2 separate regions of the Homo sapiens genome follow, and region 2 is linked to region 1. A link is a loop called in an ENCODE intact Hi-C map of the cell type or tissue named here. Cell type or tissue: sigmoid colon. All regions are shown on one strand.

Region 1 (8,000 bases):
GCTAGAGAGAAAGACACTTTTATCTTTTTCATCACTGTATTTTTGGGGCCTTGTTTCATTAGCAAGTTGACCTGGATCTTAACTAATATAATGTCTATTAAGATGACCCCTGAGCTAACCTTCTAAATTTGAAGACCCCAGTGAGGGATTTTTCTGTGTCTACCTTAACCTTTGCTGCTCAAAAAACAAGACAGGAATATCAAAAGTGAAAGATAGGAACTCCATAGATTACAAATATATATTATGGTATAGTTTGTTGCCAAAATGTTTTCTACAATTCATTTCTATGTGTTAATACATTAAAATGGCTAGTGTTTATGGAGTGTGTGATATTAGATTCTAGACTAAGCACTTTACGTGGATTATTTTAAGTCTCATCAAAGCTCTATAAAGTTAGTACTTCTGTTAATCTTATTCTATAAATAAGGAAAACAAGGCTTAGGACTTTCAGGAGTGAATAGTACACAGGTAAATCAGCCAGGAATTGAAACCAGGCAACTGATTGGTGGAGCCTGTGTTCCTGATCCCCACACAGCACTGCTGAATATATTTCATTCTAGAAACATTCTTGATAGTTGATGGCCACATCTAAATATTTTTAAAGAAAGACACTGTGCACTTGACCTAAAACTGAATCTTTAATTAAAACATTGTTTTATGAAAAAAATTTGACTAGATAATTTAGATTTTAAAGATCTTTAAATTCAGGATTAAAACCACCCATCCTGCAAGGACAATGTTCCTCCATGAAAGTATCACCACCAACTCGTTGCCATGAGTTTTTCCTTTTACTGAGGGCTTTTCCACAACTCAGACTTGGGGCTGCCGGGCAGTGTCAGTCTCAGACTCTTCTCTCTCCAGGGATTCCCTGACAGGATCCCTTGTCTACATATCAATACCACTGTCCATTCAGCACACACAGGTGGCAATACTTTTTTCTTTGCTTTTCAAAAGAAATATTCACAGCAATTTATTACTGGCTCTCTTTTATTTCCTCTTCAGACTTCTGCTGAGAGCTATGACTTCTATCCACTAGCTATGAGTGTGAACAAATTCACTCTCACTCAAGTTTCCAGTTCCAACATCCCAGAGTTGAAGGGAAATCCTACATCACATATTTCAAGATCTCTGGTCAGTTCAGGTAGATAGTTTGACTTTTTAAAAAAATTTAAAAAAATTTTTTTTGAGATAGGGTCTCTCTCTGTCACCTAGGCTAGAGTGTAGTGGTGTAATCATGACTCACTACAGCCTCAACCTCCCGACTCAAGCAATCCTCCCACCTCAGCCTCCTGAGTAGCTGGTACCACAGGTGCATGCCACAGCACCTGGCTTATTAGTAGCAGTAGTAGTAGTAGTAGTAGTAGTAGTAGTAGTAGAGACAGGGTCTTGCTGTGTTGCCCAGGCTGGTCTTGAACTCCTGGGCTTGAACAATCCTCCTGACTTCGCCTCCCAAAATGTTGGGATTACAGGCATTAGCCATCATGCCCAGCCTAATTTGACATTTAAACACATTTGTAGATTTTTCAGTTGTTCATGATTCTTCACTGTTTTTAAGTGATAAAATAAAGGAGCATCTCTTGCTTTCATGTTAGCTCTGTAGATAATTGCCTTTCTCTGGCAGATCTCCAGTCACTCAATGACCACAGAATTATGACATGTTAGATTTTGACAAGAAAATAAAGATCTTATGTATTAACCTAGAGGTTGGCGAACGTTTTCTGCAAAGGGCTATATATTAAATGTTTTTGGTTTTGTGAGCTCTAAGACCTCTGTTGGAACTACTTACCTTTACCATCGTAGTGTGAAAACAGTCATAGACGATACATAAATGGCTTCCAATAAAATTTATTTACAAAAACAGGTTGCCTGCATGTCTGGCCTGCAAGCTGTAGTTTGCTGACCCCTGAATGAGAGGCTTAGTGCTGGAGAAACTTGTACAGATACTACTATCATTCCTATTACAGAGAGAAAGAAGTTGAGGTGGAGGAAAGCTATGTACCTTACCCAAGGAGGACACACAGACAGTAAGAAGATGAACCAGGAGGTTGATAGCAAAGTCTGTATTTTTAACCATTATGCGGTAATGTGTCTGCAGTATGTAGAATATGATATTTATTGTTTAAAAGTATGCCGTATCATTTCATTAATTACTTTCTTCTTTTCAGCTACAAATAATCTCTGAAAATTAAAAATTAAGCCTAACATTGGGAGGCCAAGGCGGGCGGATCACGAGGTCAGGAGTTCGAGACCAGCCTGGCCAACATGGTGAAACCCCGTCTCTACTAAAAATACAAAAAATATCTGGGCTTGGTGGTGGGCATCTGTAATCCCAGCTACTCGGGAGGCTGAGGCAGGAGAATCGTTTGAACCTGGGAGGCGGAGTTGCAGTGAGCCGAGATCGTGCCATTGCACTCCAGCCTGGGTGTCGGGGAGACTCCGTCTCAAAAAAAAAAAAAAAATTAAGCCTACATTATTTTTGTAACAAAAAAAAAAGCTCACTTTTAAAGTCATGGACTTAAATTAGACACAGCGTACCCGATTGTTGACTTCCTTCTCTTTCCTAACAGAATTCCCACTACACTCTCCCGCACCATCAATTCATATGTTTGTGGGAGCTGAGTCTCCTTCTAGTTGTAGCGGGAGGCCTGATTAGTTTAGGGAAATCGTATCCTCCATGTCAGTGACTGGGCACGTGACCCAATTTGAACCAATGAGAAATGGGCATACAACCCAATTCGGGCCAATGAGAAATGGACTTCTGGGAAAGTCCTTCATTGCTTTTAAGTCAGAAGTTCCTGAAGAAATCTTTTTTCTTCCTTCAAGGAATGAATGAGGAAATTGTGGGCTCACATACAACTTAGCAGTCATCTTACACTGATGAGACAACAAGTCTTAAGATGAAGCTATCCTGTCAACAGAGTGGAGAGAGGAGAAGAAAACCATGGTTTAATAAGATTGTTGAGATCCTGGTCTGGCCAACCCTGAATGCTGCTGTTGCTAGAATTCCAGACACACGAGCCAGTGAATGTCCTTATTGTCCAAACCTATTTAAGTTGGTTTTCTGTTACTTGTTGCCAAAAGCAGAATTATCTGAAGAATCCAATCCAGAACAATGCTTTTCCTTTAATAACTGAATATTTTAGGCAATTTTTTTTTAGCAAATAGTTAAAATAATTGCTTCTATACTCCAATCCACTCCATAAAAATACCTGGTATAAGTCTTAATTTCAAACTTTTAGAAGTTAAAACAGAGTGGTAATATGATCTCTGCTTTTCCAGACCACAAGTTTACTGCCTCATATATATCATCTACCAAAAAAAAAATACGAGGTGTTGATAACGAATGAAGGGAGTCAGGACTGTGAAACCAGTCTTCCCTGTCCAGTGAATGAAAGGATTAAGAGTACTTCCAAGCAAGTACATATTTTGCTACATTTAAGGACAAATCCAGCTGGTCTTTGATTTACTAACATCTCCACAGTGACGCAGATATTCTGAAAGATGACCCACTTTCTAGGCATCCAAAGGCCTTGAGAGACTTAAAACCGTATCTTGGATGGAATTCATCCAGGAAAATCTTGGCAACTCCTGCGCCGTGGCGGCCGCCACTATTATTCTTTTACAATAACTTCTAGCTCTATATCTGTGCTGATTTTCTGTTGCCAAAGGGTTACTAAATTTTGCCTGGTCTGAGTCAGACACACAAAAAAACAAAATGCTATACCAGGTTTAAAATTGTTTTTAAAAAATTGCTTTATTACCTCACATACCATTTACATGCACTTTATGATATTTACATGTAATTTATGTACAATAAACTTCAGCAATTCTAAGTGCACACTTTGAAGACTTTTGACAAATATATAGTCTTATAACCACCACCACAACCGTGGTACGGACCCTTTCCATGATCCCCAAAAGTTTCCTTGTGTCTCAGTGAAGTCAGTCCCCTCCCCCCACTCTGGGCTCTGGAAACCCAGATCTGCTTTCTGTCATGACAGTTTTGCTTTTTCTAGAATTTCATAGAAACAGAATCAACAGTGTCTCACTTGGCGTCCCGTTTTGTCATACCTTTTATGCTGTCTAAATGGGGGATGCTGGTTTTGATTTGAAGCAAAGGGAGAAAAGGGTGATGTTCCGGGTAACACTATCTGTTCAGAGGCTTGTTGCCTAGTATCGACACTCTCTATTCATGGGAAAAGGTATCGCTCAAGGTTAAACTGCAGAGGTTAGTTTCCTTGTATTTATTTAATGAGCTGAATTGCTATTTGCCCTATTCATCTCTTTGATTATCTTTTAATTCTGCCAAGACTGTGTTTTCCATCAACAATTATGTACTCCATATTAAAAGAACACTTTATTCGTCTTTCTTTGATTAATTCAGCTCTCTTTGCAATTCTTCCTGGTGAAACATTTCTTCAAGTTGACGTCTTCATTTAAATTGCCAAAGAAGAGAAAGACATTATAAATAACCATCTGTTATAAATATGGTGTTCAGAGCTCCCCACGTGGAGGACTGGTCTCGGGTCAGAAAAAAGACAGTCAGGGTTAGGCCAGACATGTGGTATTCTACTCAGAACATTTTTTTACTAGCATGTTACTTAAACTGTTTGAGCCTTAGTTTTCTCATCAGTAGCAGGAGAATAATAATATTCAAATATATTATTTTAATATTATTATTAAATATTATTCATTTATCAAATCACACCTTATTAGTGTTTTGAAAATTCATTTAAATAACCCATCTGTCTATATAGATACATAGATATGTGTACATATACACAGATACATACAAGTGTGTATATATATACATATATGCACCTATAACACACACACACCTGGCACACAATATGTCATAGTAACAGAGGCTGTCAACATTAATCTTATGTTTTATAACATTTGAGAGTTACTTTATTTTCAGGTGATAATTCACCCAGCACTTTTTCCTTTAGTAATTAGTAGCTAATGCTGTGACACATAAAGGCAGATGCTTTTAAAGGTCCTCAGATAAAGAGAATGGTTGCTCTGCCTTTTTTTTTTTTAAGAAATGGATTTCTTTTTATGTTGAATTTTCTTAAGTATACCAGATGTATTTAATGTTGATTTGGAACTGTGGATCTACCAGGCTTAAGGCAGGATACTTTTTCATGAATGTGCACACTGGCAAATACCACGTACGCAACCTTGCAACTCAAAGTATGACCCACAAGTCAGCAGCGTTGGTCTCCCCTGGGAGCCTGCTGAACAAGCCCCGCCCCAGATCTAGAGAGAGAATCTGCATTTTAACTGCATCCCCAGGAGACTAGCATGAGAAGCACTAAGAGTCAAGGAACAGCAATCCCACCTCATCGGCTCACTCCCATTGTTTACTTCCACCTGGGGCTCTGGGTGCAGAAACGTGAGTCCTCCCAGGTTTAGGAGGGAGAAATACATTTGCCAGCAGGGTTTACCATGGGCAGGGGGAAGGGGATGGTGTTAGTAGCTGCTTGTCTAGCCTTGTGATTTCGTCTGGTTATTCTCAATAGGAGACTTCTTCATCAGTTGCCGTATTTCACAAGGAAAGATGACACCAATAAGAAAGAAAACGTATTTGCTCTTGAGTATAATACTGTGATTTATTCAGTGAATGCATCATCACTAGTTCCCTAAAGGCTCTGCTCTCTAGAAACTTTTCATCTCTAAGAAGTCTGTGTGAATAAAATGTTATTTGAGGTCTTTGGGCTCACCGATTGGGGGAACCAGAAACCACCTTCAAAAGTTAAAGTACCCATTGGTCTTACAGACAAGCATCAGGAACCAGAGGGCCTGGTGGGGCTGGGAGGAAGCTCGGCAGTGACAGCTGAGGTGCTCATGTCCTTCCATCCCACTGCCCAGTGGATAATGAGCTCATTAGTCAGACGAGGACCAGCCCAGAATAGCCAGGAGTAAGCATGTCACATTACAGAGCTGTAGCCAGCTTCTGGGTGGAAATAGCACTATCTGGTACCCATAAAAGAGAATTTGCCAAATTACCTGTAGTACTTCGGCAATTTTTGAAAACCTCCTTATCCTTTAAAACAAGAGTAGATAAAATATTTACCATGCAAGAGCATATACGATGGGGAAATATTTGTATTAAAATTATCACAAATGTTTGATGTTTATTAAAGTAGTTAAAAATAAATCCCAGTCCTCTGGACCAATGCTGTCCAGTAAGAATATAATGTGAGCCACACGAGTACATTTACATTTTCTAGTGGCCACATTAAAAAACATAAAGAGAAACAGGGGAAATTAATTTATAATACTTTTCATTTAATCCAATAGATCCAAAACATGATCATTTCAAGGTGTAACCAATATGAAATTATTCATGAGGCGTTCCATACTCTTTGCTTCCTATTAAATCTTTGAAATCCATTGTACAGTTTACTTGATAGCACATCTCAGTTCAGACTTGCCACATCTCATGTGTTTGACTGCACATGAGGCTAGGAGCTACCGTGCTGCACTGAGCGAGTCTGGTCACCTGCAGCCCAGGTGGCTCTTTCTTTGAGACACTGCATGGAGAAGATATTTTATTCCATTAGTTTGAGTTGGCCTGAAAGAGTGCCCCAGTCCCCCACCTCCTAGATGACTGGGCATGCTGCCCAGAACAGCAAATGGGCCTCTATCTATGCAGTCCCAGGAGGGACCCAGAGGGCAGCCTCAGTATTGGCAAAGGTGAACGGATTGCAGCTGTGGGTCACATGTTGGAACATTTCTTCATTTCTTAAAAGCAAAGCTGAGAGCGTTTTATTTTTATTTTTTGTTTGTGTGTGTGGGTGGGGGGGTGGGGAAGGGAGCCTGTTGACATAAGAGGAGAAAGGAAAAAAGAAGAGAATGTACTCTCAGTTCTAAAACTCTAACTCTAAAGGCTCAGAAATTAAGGGAATATGCATCAAAACTTGCGTGGACTGAATCCAACATGTCATCGAAATCTCCAGCAGCATCTATGCCAACAGTCATCACGGAAATAGAAAGGTTCTAAATATCACATTTTTGAAATGCCCAGTGCCTGAAACTATGGTAGCATGTATGGATACACAAAATTTTGAGTTCCATGAAAAGGCAAATTGAGTGTCTATGAGACACTGGTCAGCCAAAGTTGTTTTGAAGAGAGAGAAAAAGCAAGTTTGAGTGAATTCAAGCAAATCCTCTGCTTTATCACAAGTAAAAATCAAAACTACACACTCCTGCCCAGAACAATTCTTATCATCACTTCTTCTCAGTCTTCTGAATGCTTTGGGAATTATTTCTATGGGAACATGGTCTTTAACATCATCATCAATAACATATGAGCTCATCAGACCACCTGTCCACTCGCCAGCTGAGGGAACTGTTCCAGCTGTTGGGTGTGGGCAGGATTCCAGGATCCCTGAAACCTTGTCCCACTAGATTCCTGGTAGGTGTCTCCTGCTGGGGCCTGGGCACATAAGGCCCTTCCCCCACTGTCCAGGGTTGGCAGTGCTTTCTGCACAGGTCAAGGACAGCCAGGGTGACATTAGCCCCAGTCACTGAGTTCTCAGGGCAAGGGTGACTGGGGCAAGTCCCGACTACATTCTCAAAGAGCCAGTAGCTGGAGCTTGATGCTGCCTATGTTCCTCCATCCCTTTTCTCAGGAAAATGGAGCCTTCCCTCATTTCCTGCACGTTTTCTTGGCAAGTCGGCAGTGGGGTCTCTGCGTTGCCCTCAACCTTCCCCATCAGCTCGGGTCACAAGCATCTCTTCCATTGCTTCTTGCTCAGGGTGCTTTGTCTTCATCCTGACTCTGACCTGGTCCCTGCCTGCTGGGAGAGTCCTGACTGCCCTTTGATTTCTTCTGTTTTCCAAGTGCTCCAGTGAAGGTACAAAGAATCTCCAGTAACTAGAGATGTGCAACTTAAAGCACTGAGGGGGCTGGAAAAATTAGGAAACTGAAGCATACTAAATCTAGATGTAGACAATAGGGACCCACAAGTCCCACTAGTGCGGTAGACACA
Region 2 (8,000 bases), 210 kb after region 1:
AGGAATGGAAGGTGGAAGGTTGTCCATAATGAAGGAGGCAAGCCCAGAGAAAAGAGAGAGTAGAGACACAGAGAGAAGGAGTGGGGGGTGCTTGCCCCCCAGAAAAGTGTAAAAGGGGTGGGAGGTGCTTGCCCCCCAGGAAAGTGGAGAAGGGGTGGGTACATGGAGAGAAGGGGTTGGGTGAGCAGCCCTGGGCTGCAATGTGGGTGAGCAGCCAAAGCAGGCGCCCCCGCAATTCACTTGCCACCAAGGAATGTGGGTGAATGACCAAGGCAAGCATCCCCGTGGTGATCAGACACCAATGAAATGTGGGTAAATAATCAGGCAGGCATCCCCACATGATTAAACCCAAGTCCGTGACTGGTGCTGGAGCTTCAGGTCCACAGATAAAATGCATCATCTCTGTCTCTACGAGAAAAGGAAAGGAACTGAAATTAAGAGAAGGGAGAGATTGAAGTGTGGTGCCAAGATTGAAAGAAGAAAGAGGTTGAGGGATAGTGAGAGAGGTTGGAGAAGAGAGTGAAGAGAGGCCACTTACCAGATTTAAAATTGGTGAGATGTTCCTTGGGCTGGTTAGTCTGAGGACCAGAGGTCATAGGTGGATCTTTCTCACAGAGCAAAGAGCAGGAGGACAGGGGATTGATCTCCCAAGAGAGGTCCCCTGATCCGAGTCACGGAACCAAATTTCACTGGTGTCCATGTGAAGAGACCACCAAACAGGCTTTGTGTGAGCAACGAGGCTGTTTATTTCACCTGGGTGCAGGAGGTCTGAGTCCAAAAAGACAGTCATCGAAGGGAGATAGGGGTGGGGCCGTTTTATAGGATTTGGGTAGGTAATGGAAAATTACAGTCAAAGGGGGTTGTTCTCTGGTGGGCAGGGGTGGGGGACACAAGGTGCTCAGTGGGGGAGCTTTTGAGCCAGGACGAGCCAGGAGAAGGAATTTCACAAGGTAATGTCATCAGTTAAGTCAGGAACAGGCCATTTTCACTTCTTTTGTGATTCTTCAGTTACTTCAGGCCATCTGGATATATACGTGCAGGCCACAGGGGATATGATGGCTTAGCTTGGGCTCAGAGGCCTGACAATTACTATCCATGTTTCTATGATCCTGTATATGCCTAATCCTGTCACCCATAGACATCAGCAGAGTGCAAGGGAAATTAATTCAAAGAAAATAGCAGTTAACATCCCATAGTGCCAAACTAGTTCTTAGCTGAGGGGGACTTTACTGAGAGGGACCTCTAATCCCCTCAGTCTTAGGAAAGACTCTAGCCTTTCTAAGTTAGTCCTCAAACCCAAGTTCAGTCAAGTGTCTTTGCCTTTTATTAAGAGGGACTTTTAACCCTCTCTGTCTTAGAAGAGACTCTAACTCCCCTAAATTGGGCCTCTAACCCAATCACGTCCTTTACCTGGGTACGCCAGCACTTACCCAAAGTTAATTAATCAGTGCTGCAGTCTGTTTCCTTTGCGCTGGCGGAGGGGAGGTCTCCTCAGTATCCTCCCTTCAGGGTTCACCAGAAAGATGTTATTGGAAAGGTGTCCGATCCAGACCCCAAGAGAGGGTTCTTGGATCTCACACATGAAAGAATTCAGGGCAAATCCATAGAATAATGTGAAAGCAACTTTATTAAGGAAGTCAAGGAATAAAGAATGGCTACTCCACAGGCAGAGCAGCCCTGAGGGCTGCTAGTTGCCCATTTTTATAGTTATTTCTTGATTATATGCTAAACAAAAGGTGGGTTATTAATGAGTTTCCTGTTTTTTGACCATATAGGGTAACTTCCTGATGTTGCCATGGCATTTGTAAACTGTCACAGTACTGGTGGGAGTGTAGCAATGAAGACGACCAGAGGTCCCTCTCATTGCCATCTTGGTTTTGGTGGGTTATAGCTGGCTTTACTGCAGCCTGTTTGACCAGCAAGGTCTTTATGAGCTGTATCTTGTGCTGACCTCCTATCTCATCCTGTGACTTAGAGTGCTAACTGTCTGGGAATGCAATCCTGTAAGTCTCAGCCTTATTTTACCCAGTCCCTATTCAAGAGAAAGTTGTTGTGTTTCAAATGCCTCTGACATGTCGAGGAAAAAAGCTAAATTCTGTAAAATATTTAAAGAGTTTATTCTGAGCCAAATATGAGTGACCACATTCTGACCAAATATGAGTGACTTGCCTGAGGCACAGTCTCAAGAGGTCCTGAGAACATGTGTCCAAGGTAGTTGGATTACAGCTTGGTTTTATACGTATTAAGCAGACAAAAGCCATCCATCAATACATGCGAGGTATCCATTAGTTTGGTCCAGAAAAGCAAGACAACACAAAGCAGGGGCTTCCAGGTCATAGGTGGATTCAAAGATTTTCTGATTGGCAATTGCTTGAAAGAGTTAAGTTATTATCTGAAGGTCCGGAATCAATAGAAAAGAGTGCCTGAGTTAAGATAAGTGGTTATGGAAACCAAGGCTCTTATTATGTAGATGAAGTCTCATAGGTGGTACCCTTTGAGAAAATCAATGGCAAATGTTTCCTATACAGATCTTTAAAAGGTGCTAGACTCTCAGTTAATCTCTTCAGGATTGGGAGGGTCTGGAAAGGGAAAGATCTAGTTATGTTAATAGAGATTCTTTACAGATGCAAATTCTCTCCACAAAAGATGGCTTTGCCAGGCCATTTCAAAATAGGGCAAAGAAATATATTTTGGGGTAAAATATTTTAATTTTTTTTGTCTGTCATGTGATATTATTCTATGGTCAGGCTGGAATTTGCTATCTTATTGCTACAAAGAGTCTGTTGTGTCAGTCTTAAGATATGTTTTAATGTTAACACTGGTGAGTTGTGCTTGAACTCCAAAAGGGAGAGGGTATAATGAGATATGTCTGACCCCCACCCCTTTCCATCAGGGCTTGAATGGGAAGGGGTGGGGGTGAAAAACCTTGAAGTTTTTCAGTTCAATTCAATCAGTTGGGGATCTCCGAATTTTATTTTTAGTTTACATTTGTGAGGTGGTATTGTTAAAGAAAAACTTCTGCTGAATTAAATTTTTTTAAGAGTTTAATTAAGCAAAGAATGATTCGAGAATCAGGCAGCCTCCTGAGCCAGAGTAGGCTCCGAGATTCCAACACAACCACAGGGTGAAAGAAGATTTATGGACAGAAAAAGAAAATCACGTACACAAATCGGAAGTGAGGTACACAAATAATGGGATTGGTTACAGCTTAGCGTTTGCCTTATTTGAACATGGTTTGAACAGTTGGCCGCATTTGACTGGCTAAAACTTGGTGATTTTGTAACCACCCAAGGGGTTCACCTTGCCTGCTGCCTAGACAGTCAATTTCTCCAGACAGGGGAATTGCAATAGAGAATGAGTAATTCACACAGAGCCGGCTGTGTGGGAGACTGGAGTTTTATTATTACTCAAATCAGTCTCCTGAGCATTTGGGGAGCAAAGTTTTTAAGCATAACTTTGTGGGTGGGGGAAGCCAGTGAGCCGGCAGTGCTGATTGGTCAGGGGTGAAATCATAGGGAGTCAAAGCTGTCTTGCGCTGAGTCAGTCCTTGCTGGGGGCCACAAGACCAGATAAGCCAGTTTATCAATTTGGGTGGTGTCAGCTGATCCACTGAGTGCAGGGTCTGCAAAATGCCTCAAGCACTGATTTTAGCAGCAGTTTAGAAAGGGTCAGAATCTTGTAGACTCCAACTGCATGACTCCTAAACCATAATTTCTTATGTTGTGGCTAATGTTAGTCCTACAAAGGCAACCTAGTCCCCAGGCAACAAAGAGGTCTCCTTTCGCTGTGGTCATCTTTGTTTTAATCTATAAACTAAGTTTCTCCCAAAGTTAGTTCAGCCTATACCCAAGAATGACAAGGACAGCTTGGAGGTTAGAAGCAAGATGAAGTCGATTAAGTTAGATCTCTTTCACTGTCTCAGTCATAATTTTGCAAAGGTGGTTTTAATTGGCACAAGAGTAGGCTATAGTGTGTTTACCATTCCATCTAGATTATAGTTCACAATGTATAGAGAAACCTTTAGGCCAAACTTAAAATATGTAAGGAGGCAGCTGTAGGCTAAACTTGACTTGACAGTATGTTATCCCAATTTATATAGGAATGTCTGGAGCATCAGAAAGATTACAGAACTTCCCAAGGCCTTGAGACCAGTATGTAAGGGGCCAGAGTTGGAGCCCAGGCCCTCAGAGCTTGGGATCTGTGCCCTGCAGCTTCTAATTCAGCCATTTTCTGAGGGTGTAAAAATAGAGACTGGCATGCAGTGTTTTGAGACCTCAAAACTAGTAAAGAACCCACATCCTATTTTCTGTATTCTATTATTGTGAAACACATATAAATACAACTTTAAAAGATCAAAACTTTTATCAGAATCTAAAGAAACAAAAACATGTAAGTGTTTATTATTAAAGATTATAGCTAGAGACAAAGAAAAAAAGGAATAACGGGAATTTAATGAACACCTGAATTTTAACTAAAATCCTGGCTATACTTTTTAGTGCTCTTACATAGTAATAGATACATAATTCATTACTTTTATTTGCTAGAAATGATCCAAGTTTCTGACTTATTTTCCTTACTAAGTGATTTAAACTGGAAGGGTTACAGTCCTCCTTTTCATACAGTTAATTTTTTGCAGAGTTATTTTCTAACTCCAAAGTATCTTAATATGGTGGCAATGTCCTCTACCCTAGAATAACCTTGACTCAAAATGTTAAGTATTTCATTTCCCTATTAGGAATAGTAATTCAATGGAGTTTGGAACTGGTATAATATTTATAATGGAAAATACAGCAGTCAGAGATGGCAAAGGAATCTGTAAATAAGTATAGAAAAATGCTAAAAAAAAGTTTTAAACAAAAATAAGGGAAACTCTAATTATAGACCTTGAGTTTTTCAGTTCTTAATGTGATATTCATCTGTTTGGCTTTCAGGCGTGCTTGGCTTGGTTGCTGGAGGTCTGGTGCTGTTGCTTCCAGAAACTAAAGGGAAAGCTTTGCCTGAGACCATCGAGGAAGCCGAAAATATGCAAAGGTAGGCAGTTGAAAGTTCTAAATGAATTGTTCTATAAAGGTTTTAAGACAACCCTATAGCCATTTGGAAAGAATTAAATTGACTTTATACTTCACACCATACACTGAGATAAATTCAAACTAAATCAAAGACTTGAAAGCATCAAAAAAATTAGTAAAATTACAAAGACATTATACGAGAATTTCTTTAAACTTTCACGTGGAGAAGGTCTTTCTAAATATGACCCAAAAAATCCAGAATCCATAGAAGAAAGGTCAATATGTTTGCTTTCATAAAAATAAAATATTCTGCGTTAAACAACTACTATAAGCTAAAAATAAAATTATAAACTTGAAGAAAATATTTACTACTCTACATTGGGCTAATTTTCCTAACAATTCCATAAAAGCGACCACCTAATAGAAAAAAAAAAATAACAGATTTGAGCAAATAATTCAATGAAAAGGAAATAAAAACAGCTCTTAAATATATGAAAATATGCTCAACTTCCTTCATAGTAAGAGAAGTTCAAATTAACACTGCACTAATAACTACTTGGATTGTCAAAACTAAAATTACTTGGTAACACACTATGTTGGGGAAGAATGGGGAGAAATGTAGTCTCCCGTGTTGCTGGTAGGAATTAGATGCCTCTATAATGGACAATGCAATAGTAGTATAAAAATTACAAACATGGGCTGGGTGCAGTGGCTCATGCTTCTAATCCCAGCACTTTGGGATGCTGAGGCGGGTGGATCACAAGGTCAGGAGATCGAGATCAGCCTGGGTAACATGGTGAAACCCCGTCTCTACTAAAAAAGTACAAAAAAATTATCTGGGTGTGGTGGTATGCGCCTGTAATCCCAGCCACTGGGGAGGCTGAGGCAGGAGAATTGCTTGAAACTGGGAGGCAGAGGTTGCAGTGAGCTGAGATCGTGCCACTGCACTCCAGCCTGGGCGACAAAGCAATACTCTTGTCTCAAAAAAATAAAAATAAATTAAATAAAAATTATAAACATGTATATCCTTTAACCTAGTAACTCTACACCTCTAGAAGTTTACGTGTACAAAGTGATATATGTACAGGACTAGTCATTAAGGCAATTTTTTATAACAAGTGTTGGAAACAACCTAAATGACCATGAATTAGAACACCAGTTAAATAAATGATATGCCATTCTGTAAAATTATACAGCCATTAAAAAGAATGAGGCCATTTCACATACGCTGACAAGGAAAGTTCTCCAAGATATATTGCTAATGGGGGAAAAAGCAAAACATAGAAATGTATATATTCTATCATTTGTGTAAAAATAGTGAAAGACATATATATAAATACTTGTAGCTCTGGAAAAATATACAAGAACCGTAACACTGGTTGTCTATGGAATTGAGTGACTGTGAGATACAGGTAGAAGGGAGACTTCAATGCTTACCTTTTTGTAATTTTGAATTTTGGACCATATGAACCCATTCAAACAGTACATTAAAAAATTCTAGATAAAGACAAACCTATCTGACACTCTCCCCACAAGTTTGTTTATACAGTATGTTTAGATATTTTTATTTATTTTCTTCTTACTCCACTTTTGGCCTGCTGATACCACAAACAACTGATTTTTATTCATTTTACCAAACCTTCATGTTTAACATTTTCAGTACTTGGGCAAAATGCTGGTAAATCACAGTGGTCTGAGGCTTTTCCTAGAACTTGAGTCTTAGAGTTGGAAGAGGCCTTTGAATCCGAGCGGAGGTCACACACTCGCAGCCTGCAGGCCACCAAGTTCTCCAGTGCTTTCTTTGGCCTACAAAGTATTTTTTTAAAGTGGGAAATTCCACATAAACTGGATTTCCAGGATCTGTTTTTAAAAAGCAGAAGATTTGGTAACACTGAGAAGATATTTCCTCTTGTTGGCAATTTGTAGGAGCTGAATGATCGCTTGGCTTTCTCAAGGGCATGCCCTCTGCAGGAGGCCACAGTCCCCACTGTTTCCTATTGTCTTTGGTACATTGTATGATCTGCTTGGTGCATGCAGACATTTGAGTTGGAGACCTTTCATCTAAACCAACCACCTCCCACCCCGTACCCCTCTCCCCATGCAGCTTCCCACACACATGGGCACCTCCCGTCAAAGACAGTCTAAATCCTGTTTACTGCTGTATCACTGGAACTCAGCACAGTGCGTGGCATACACAGAGCAGGAGCTTACCAATTATTTGTGGAATAAATGCTGAAGTTCCTTCTACAGCATGCCTAATTGAAGTTTCTTTCTCTAGCCAGCGCCAGTGCCAGGCAGGCAGTAATATGTGTGGTGAAGAGCAAGTCCTGTAGAGCCTGAGCCCTGCCGTCACATTTCCCATGTGTGTGGCTTTATTGCCTTAATGCCTCAAAGCCTCAGTTTCCTCATCTGTAAATGGGGACAACAGTACCTACTCACTGGATTAAAGAAGAAAATATGCCTGACACTAATTAAGTGTCGATTGGTTCCTGATTAAATTGTTATGGTTCCTAAGGGCACTAAACCTGTCCTAGTTACAAATATAACCTGTGAACTTATACCTAATACCTTATCTCACTTCTTAAGCCTGTTTTCCTTTCTGTAAAATGAGGATAACAATAGCTAACATTTACTAAGAGCTCTACCCAGTGCTTTCCATGCCCTTCCCATGCACCTTCTTTTATTGCACTTCATTTTATTGTGCTTTGCAGATATTGTGTTTTTTAACAGATTGAAGGTATACAGCAACCCTACATTAAGCAAGTTTATTTGCAGCATTTTTCCAACAGCAGGTGCTCACTTCATGTCACTGTGGCATGTTTTGGTAATTCTCACAATATTTTAAACTTTTCCATTATTATCATATCTGTGATGGTGATCTGCAATCAGTGATCTTTGATACTGCTATTGTAATTGTTTTAGGGCACCACAAACCATGGCTGTGTAAAACAGCAAACTTAATTGATAAATGCGTGTGATCTAACTGTTCCA

The links. Hi-C counts contacts between places; a loop is a spot of excess contacts. Peaks named below come from ENCODE experiments on the same cell type or tissue, not always from the same donor. Only the 100,000 strongest peaks of a DNase experiment are listed, where the experiment ranks them.
Region 2: it touches region 1 in a loop (2.0-fold over the local background); 5 of 110 quality-filtered maps call a loop at or near these places.

The regions. Positions count from the first base shown.
Region 1 is chr6:160,426,892-160,434,891 of GRCh38, reverse strand. The region is part of intron 5 of SLC22A3 (solute carrier family 22 member 3); the gene reads right to left. Among named protein-coding and RNA genes, the nearest start is that of SLC22A3, 83 kb to the right of the region's middle. In sigmoid colon, no CTCF peak of the experiment used is centred here; DNase peaks (open chromatin) are centred at 3,561, 3,956, 4,521 and 6,651; H3K27ac peaks cover 621 bases.
Region 2 is chr6:160,221,736-160,229,735 of GRCh38, reverse strand. It overlaps SLC22A2 (solute carrier family 22 member 2), which reads left to right. Exons shown (of 11, transcript NM_003058.4): 10 at 4,932-5,031. Among named protein-coding and RNA genes, the nearest start is that of SLC22A2, 33 kb to the left of the region's middle. RefSeq lists an enhancer at 2,022-2,950. In sigmoid colon, no CTCF peak of the experiment used is centred here; no DNase peak of the experiment used is centred here; H3K27ac peaks cover 570 bases.